Linked DNA regions of Homo sapiens: region 2 is linked to region 1. Evidence: chromatin contacts called from ENCODE Hi-C data. All regions are on one chromosome and are shown on one strand. Each heading gives the region's core, a stretch centred on a gene start or an enhancer-like site at or near the end of the contact. The rest is flanking DNA. Distances are from core to core; before and after follow the strand shown.

Region 1 (3,579 bases), core at 753-3,252:
GGACACATGACCACTGCAGGGAAGGAAGATCTGTATTCTCTGGCGAAAATTCACATGAGTGGGGAAGGAGAGGAGGAGGTGGCATGCAGAGAGAGGGGCCATCCCACTTTGCAAATCCCTCCTCCAGCTTTGTCACTGCTCCCCACCCCTCAAGTTAGAAGCACCAGCAGCATGGGCCAGACCAGGGCCAGCTGATTCTGTGGCCTGTTTATACCCTGTAACCAGAGCCTGTTCTCAAAGAGGCTGCCTGACAGCTGCAGATGTAAGGGGATGGACCAACACTTCCAGAGATTGAGTGACGCGTGCTGGTGTCCATCTCAGGGGCAGCTTAGCCTGACAATCTTCTCAAGCCAGGGGATGGGAGTGGGAAAAGGTGGAGCAGGCTACCAGTTAGTGCTCATGGTGGCGGGACCTTGGAGCCTGCTATTGAGCTTGTGTGCTCCCTCCAGCCCCTAGTCTGCCAATGGGATTGCTTTCTTCAGGGTCAAGGCAGGTGAAAGAGGAGTTCTGCATGTTTCATTGGTTTATTTTTCCCACTCTTTATCTTTGTCATTACAGAAAACAAAAAGAACACATGATGAGGCTCTGGGTCAGCCAGGATTCTAGATTCTGCTGCCAGACACATCTTACAAGGGTAGAGTGCTTGTTTCCTCATCCCAACCCCAAGCTTCTCCTCAAAGGTCAGCCTTTCTTTCTTCCCCTCAGCTCTGGGAGGCAGTAGCAGGGACCTCCCTCCACTCAGCCCAGCCTGGACTCCCAGCCAGGAGGCTGGGGCAGTGAACCCCACCGCTAGGGTCTGGTGAGGCTGAAAATTCTTCAAGCCAGGCCATCTTACAGGCCTTTCTACAGCTGTGTCCCGACCCTCTATGCCTCTGCAATTTCATATCCTAATCCTTTTGGGTCAGGCTCCCTCCACCTTCATCTTTCTTTTGTGTCTTTCATAAATTGGTCCTGTAGCAGCTGCTCCTGCCCCTGCCCAGCCCCCAGTCGTGGGTGCCCTGGAGAGTGGGTATACATCGTATCCTGGCTCTCTATGTTCACACCTCTCATGATATTTGCAGATGGTTAACATGTTCTTTCCTTTAGTTTCCCGCTCCCCGCCACTTTGGCCAGGGTCGGGGTTGTGGCGGGGGGGGGGGGTGGGGGCGCGGGCGGGCAGGAAGGGAGAGGCAGATTTAGCTCATGCTGGAGCCCAGCCCTGGCACAGCCTGTGACCCGCTGCTCTCAGGGCAGCATGCCAGTGCGCCCTTTTACTGTCCTGGCCTGTCCGCTTTCTGATGGCAGCCGTGGCAGGAGTGGGGGTGGAGCTCATGGGGTTGGCTGGGTTTGTTCAACAGCTGCCTCAGAAAGGAAAAGGCGAGGGTGAGACTAGAGGGTTTGGGGAAAACAACACAAAGCAAGGCGTAGAGGTTTGGAGATTAGAGTTCAAGTCCATGCATGGTCACCAACCAGCTGTGAGAACTCAGTTTCTTCATAATTTAAAATGGGAATGATGAAAATTCACGCTTCTTGGAGTGGATGTCAGAATCATGGACATCAGGGCAGGGGGAAGATGCTTGTCAAATTGTTTTCTTAGGGTCTGGCTCATAGTTTGTATTGGCAAAAATGAAAGAAGAAAGGAAGGAAGGAGAGAAGGAAGGAAGTAGAGAAGGAAAGGAGAGAAGGAAGGAAGGAGAGAAGGAAGGAAGGAAGGAGAGAAGGAAGGAAGGAGAGAAGGAAGGAAGGAGAGAAGGAAGGAAGGAGAGAAGGAAGGAAGGAGAGAAGGAAGGAAGGAAGGGAGGGAGGAAGGAAGGGAGGAAAGGAGGGAGGGCAGAACTTTCTGGGGCTCCTGTCTTTTCAAGCACTGAAATCTGAAGCAAACTAGACTTAGAGGCTGCTGAGTCTGCAGGTTCTGGCCCCAGGATTCGCTGGGTCTTTGCACTTGGTCACTCAGTGATGAGCTCTTTTGTCTATTTTCTTCCCATTGATCAGAGTCTCCGAGAGCAGAGGGAGCACATCCCCTGACACCTCGCACATGACAGTTGCTTCATCAGTGCTGGTTGTGCTCCTGAGAACTCAGCATGGAGAGAGGCCTAGTCCCCGCTCCCCTGCTCCCAATTGCTCTGTGACTCATTCTCACGGCTCGCCCTTCAGGTTCTCGTTCTTGAATTTCTCCTGCTCCCTCCCACTCCCAGTCCTTTGCCATGTCTCCCCTGTGCCTGGAACACTTTTTGATGCAGGTCACCTCCAGGACTCTGCCACTTTCAAGTTGAGTGTTCCAGGTAGGTCACTGAACCCCTCTGAGTTTCAGTGTCTTTATCTGTAAAGATAAAAACTAGACATAACCTTTGGCTGACTGGGAGAGTTGGGATTGGATAAGGCAAGTACTGAGTCCAAGGCCTGGCTCTGAGTCCCTGCCCCAGGGACAGCAGCTCCTGTGATTTTGGTTCATCATGGTAGGTCCCTCCTTCTCTCTCTCTTCTTGGGAACTGCCACCATCCTTTCTGTTCTTTAACCTGCTTCTCCGCCAATAAAGGCAGAGTGGAACACTCTCTTCCTGGCTCCTATTTCCTCGCTGCCTCCAAAGACAAGCCTGTCACCTCCCCACCCCGCCTGCCCACATCTTTGTTTTACTAAATGAAGGAATAATTATAAAAATTTTAGAACTTCATCAGGTCCTACAAGCATACACCTGAATGATAACTTCCCTGTTGGGATAATAGCTAGAAACTCTGTTGGGTGTTTGCCTCTTGCTCGAATTCCTTATTTTATTTTATTTTGAGCAAAAACACACATTTATTTACTAACCAAAGGCTGATCCTAATCTAAGCCAACACTTTAAAATAGCTGCATGTAAAATATTTGTGATGAAGATAATTAAACACAGTAATGAAAAAAATAAAAACAAAAACAAGCAGGATGGAGATATGTTCATTGAACTGAAATTGTTCCTTCTCTCAGCTAATTGCTCTCCAAAGCAGTAAGGAAATTTTTATTCTGCTTTTTTTATTTTCACAGATCTGAGTACAGGTGACATTGTTCATAATGCATTCCATCCCTGCTTTTTTGTCTCCCACTTTTCTTCTTCTTGCGTTTTTCTTTCCTCATCCCATTCCCAGTGTTGAACCAATGCACGCTTTGTAAAGTTGCAGACAAATAGTCTGAGTTTTTTCTGCCATCACCTGTAGTTCTTTCATACTTCTCTCCAAGTTTAGAAGAAAACCGTGTTGTTTTCAGAGTGCTCTTGGTTTTTATAGTGAAGCTTTTGCCATCAGAGATGGCACCATCTGGTTTAGTCATTGCACCAATTTTGCAGGGCCATTCTCATCCCTGTTTCTTTGAGGTATTTCCTCTCTGCTGGGCGCCATCTTCCTAGCAGCTGCTGAGTGGTGACTATGGTTGGCAGATGGCCTTGCAAGGTGGTCAGAGTCGAGGAGGTATACTCTCCTGTTTGAATTCTTTTTTTTTTTTTTGAGACAGAGTCTCGTTCTGTCACCAGGCTGGAGTGCATTGGCGCCATCTCGGCTCACTGCAACCTCCGCCTCCGAGGTTCAAGTGATTCTCCTGCATCAGCCTCCCGAGTAGCTGGGACTACAGGCA
Region 2 (4,065 bases), core at 1-2,500, 83 kb after region 1:
CTTTCTTTGTAATAACTCATTGTTGCTGGCTGTTTGGGTCCATACTTCCCTTATGAGCTGTAAGAACTCACCGTGAAAGTCTGCAGCTTCACTCCTGAAGCCATCAAGACCAATTGGGAGGAACGAACAACTCCAGACGCGCGGCATTAAGAGCTGTAACACTCACTGCGAAGATCTGTAGTTTCACTCCTGAAGCCAACAAGGCCACTAAACCCACCAGAAGGAAGAAAGTCCAGACACGCTGCCTTTTAAGAATTGTAACACTCACCGTGAGGGTCCTTGGCTTCATTCTCGAAGTCAGTGAGACTAAGAACCCACCAATTCCGGACATATTAGGATGCACAGTGGCCTGCCAGCACCTAAGAGGGGTCGTATGTGCAGTGAGTTTACTGAAGTTGTGTACTTGCTCATTTGAGGCATTTTTCCCTTACCAGGCGAGTGTTCCTAGAGGAGGGTCATAGATCAGTTAAAGTTGGCCATTTTGCCTCTGAGAGCTCATGCGTGGGCCCACTCGCCTAACTCCTGAGATCTTATGAGGAAGCTGCTGCTGATCACCAGCTTCAGGTGTTTTCTATCTATGGGGAGACTGCCTTTTCTTGGCACCAGCTGTGACCAGTTATTATCTTAGAGAGACAGTGTAGCAACTGCCTGACAATCACCTGATGGTCACTGGACATTGCTGGTCGGAGGGACCCCTCTCCAGCCCTGCTTGTATCTGCCTGACTACTTGCTCTAACATCCCTACACTGGCTGCCCAGGATGTCAGACTTTCTGGCTCTCCACCTGGGAGCCCAACTCATGTTTTTGTTTTCTTCCATCCGTGAAGCAAGTTTGACAAGCACTACAGCCCATCAGCTCCTGCTGGTGACTCCTGACGGCCATGAGCACCAGGACCCTGAGAAGCCGTGTTTGAAAGGTACCTGGTTTTCTTTGCTTAGCCGTACTTGACTTTTCTTTGAGAAGCACCTGTTTAACATTCCTGGCGATTAGGCTCCACATCAAGTTCTTCCTTATATTGAAATAAAAGCTGTTGTCTCGTAGCATTCTCCACCATGGAGGGTTCTTGTTTGCTGTATGTTGGGTCTCTTTCCTGGTAGAATTTAATCTCCACGAGAGCAGGGACTTTGCTTAATTTAGAACAGTGCTTTGCACACAGTGGACGATAAACATTGGTTTAGTGACGGTATCTAAGTGATCTGCGTGCTGGGAAAGGCAGCCGTTTGTCCCGTGCCTTTCCTCGTGCCATCCCTCTCACCAGGAATGCCCTCCCTGGCTCCTGCTCTCCCCATTCCATGCCTGCTGCTTCTCTCCAAACTCTGAACCAGTCTATGGAGTCTTACTGGCTACCCACCACCTGCCACCATCAGTCCCTGGCCCTGCTCCCTGTGGACACCTACTCTTACTTTATCAGATCCTGCTTGCTTGGCTTTCTTCTTTGGGTGATTTAAGGCGAGCAGGTCCAATTCAGGGAACAGCTTGAATGCTGAACTGTGACTGGCTGACTGTGTTGTTCTGTGATGAGTGCTGCAGACACAGATAGACAAGCACAGCCCCTACCCTTGTGGGTCCACTCAAGGTACTGCCTCAGTGGGATACGGGACCCAGCTTCTACTGGGTCCCAATTTTTAAATTGTCTAAAGTTTCACAAGCTGTTGCCAAACACAGCCGTTTGTCAAATCATAGTTGAACTGCAATGATAAACTCACTATAGACACAAGAGTTTGGCAAAAATTCACAAAAGCGTTCTGTGAGAATCCATTGGTCATACGGAACTTACAATAGAGTGTTGCTTATTTTATTATTAATAAATTGTACATGCCCTTGTATCAGCAACATTTATTTTATATGTACAATCATAGGCTAGAGCCAGGGTCACCGCCATTTGCTGCACCAGCACGCCTGCCTCCTTAGTGCTCTGTGGCCCCCAAGATGCCCTGTTAACTTTCCTGGTTCTCATGGGTCATGCAGATGTTCTCAACCCCTTTCCAACTCTTTCCCAGGAGGGCAAAAGGAGAACAAGTGGAACGGGCAGGTAAAATCCATATGAGCCTCACCTCGCAGGGCATTCTGAGACAACATCTGCTGCAGCTGGGCTGCTAGCTGGCCGGACACTCTTCAGTCACGCTCTGACAGATGGATCCAAATAAATCAGTTCACAGCAGGAAAGGGCTTGGAGAGTTCCAAGTTTGTTGAAACCAGATCTGGTCTGGAGGGACAGAGAGAAGCCATTTCAGAGAGAGCCAGGAGGGACAGGCCTCAGGCCAGATAGGTGCTCCTGCTCAGAAAGGAGCCCAAGAGGCAGTTTCCCGGTGGGACCTTCTACACTTTCCCCAGGAGCCCCTCTTAGCCTCCCCTTGACTGGACTTTTGAGACATTGATGGGCTACATGTGTGTAAGAGCGTGCAGCTGTCTAATTCTTGTGCACATTCCTAGACCTGTAGTGCCCAGGGTCAACATGGCAGTTAAGGGAGGTTTGGAGGGCAGCATGAGCCACTGGGTCAAGTGTGCATGAAATTGACAGGCCTGGGTGCAACTCACCTGCTACTGGCTGGAGAAGCTTGAGGCCCACTGTTGTCCTATCACCAGAGATGAGCTTGGAGAAGACCTTCTGTGTTTAAAGATGTTTCTGTGGATGTCGTGTGTTCCAAGCAGACATTCAGTTGTGCTCTAGCTTATTTCATAGTGCAAAGGATCATAGTTTTCCATCTCTGGAGTTTTCTTTCTGGGTCTGCCACAGTCCCCTGTTTCTGGATCAGAAAACGTGAGAGTAGGGTTGTCTATAACGCGCTTTGGTAACATGTCCCACTACCTCCAATCTGTGTTCTCATGCTGCAGTGGCAGTGTACAAAATCCTTTTGTCTAGTTCAAGTATCTCTAGCTGTGACTACAACACATTCCCTCTTATAACTAAAGAGCCTCTGAACCCAGGGGAGCTTCCTGCTGCTCATGCAAATTTTCTTTTTCAGATTCATGGGAAATACCTAACGCTTCTTTCTCCTGAACGTGGGGACTGCTGTGGATGTTGGCAAGGGAGAGACAGCAGGGGAGGGGTGGATCTGGCCTTGCAGGCAGGTCATTTAGGCTCATGAGGCATCTAAAATGGGGCAGTTGAGCCTTGGATTCAGAGTCTGGAGTCTCAAGAGATGGCAGAGCAGCCCTGGAGAACCAGGTTGGGAGTACTAATTCCAGGCCAGTGCCAGCTTGCTGTCTGTGCTCTTATTGATGTATGGAATCCAGGCCACTGCTCCCTCGCCAGGAGCCATGTGAAATAAACCTGTCTTATTACTCATGCCTAAGCCAGTTTGCTGGGTGCTGATCATTGCCAGAGAGAGGCCAGAAGCCAGCAGGCGAATGGTGTCCCTGACGGAGACTTACTTCCCCGGCTGTCATTGGAGTTGGCTCAGAGGACAGGGTCTCATATCACTGTGCCCTCCCACGATCCCCTTGGCAGTTTCTCCTTTGAGAATTGACCAGGCCAAGCTCAGCCACGCTGACATCACAGAGCCTGGTGGTGCCTGGGGTACTCATGATGGCAATGTCCAAAAATAAACGCTATTGACCGATAATGGTTTGAAATGCAATTTGTCAGGGTGGAAGTGGGCAGGTCTGATGACAGCAGGTGTTGCTAATGGCAGTGAGGGGCAAGATAGATGGGCAAAGGCCATCTGAGGACTTTCCTTCCCTTGCCCAGCACCCTCTACCTGGCGGCTCAGTCTTTTTCTCATTTCTTCCCATAAGGAACAATAATACCATTGCCAGATGGGCATGTCTTCCTATATGGTTTTCAAATTATGTTTCCTTGGAGAGCTGTGCTGAGGATCACCTGAGAGCTTGGGAGAGGGGACTAAGTGGGACTGTAATTGTCATTTTATGCGCTAGGAAGGTGAGACACAGAAGTTCAGTGAGGTGCCCAATTTGTAAGAGGCAGAGCTCGTTCTAGAACAGGATGTTCTGATTCTGGACTCAGAGTTTTTCTCCTCTGTGGCAGGTTTCCTCCTGCCACTCCTCCATGTTATGCCCCATGCTTCACGAAGTGCCCATGGCTTAGGTTAATGCCTGGTAGAC

The links. A loop is a pair of places that touch in the nucleus more often than their neighbours do. Pooled maps may share reads with other maps.
Region 2: a map of gastrocnemius medialis shows a loop between it and region 1 (5-fold over the local background). The contact joins two enhancer-like sites. A Hi-C loop is called at or near these places in 8 of 168 maps with a recorded cell type or tissue (K562, aorta, gastrocnemius medialis and 1 more) and 4 of 50 pooled maps.

What each region holds. Positions count from the first base shown.
Region 1 is chr2:216,802,754-216,806,332 of GRCh38, forward strand. It overlaps IGFBP-AS1 (IGFBP5 antisense RNA 1), which reads left to right. Exons shown (of 6, transcript NR_187138.1): 5 at 559-634. It also overlaps the pseudogene FABP5P14. Among named protein-coding and RNA genes, the nearest start is that of TNP1, 56 kb to the right of the region's middle. Within about 2 kb of position 2,003, at least 6 of the 41 ENCODE cell types and tissues checked have a DNase peak (open chromatin) inside an H3K27ac peak, as active enhancers do; they include gastrocnemius medialis and psoas muscle, where a contact is called at or near this core.
Region 2 is chr2:216,886,086-216,890,150 of GRCh38, forward strand. No RefSeq gene overlaps it. Among named protein-coding and RNA genes, the nearest start is that of TESHL, 17 kb to the left of the region's middle. RefSeq lists an enhancer at 2,653-3,180. Within about 2 kb of position 1,251, at least 3 of the 41 ENCODE cell types and tissues checked have a DNase peak (open chromatin) inside an H3K27ac peak, as active enhancers do; they include gastrocnemius medialis and psoas muscle, where a contact is called at or near this core.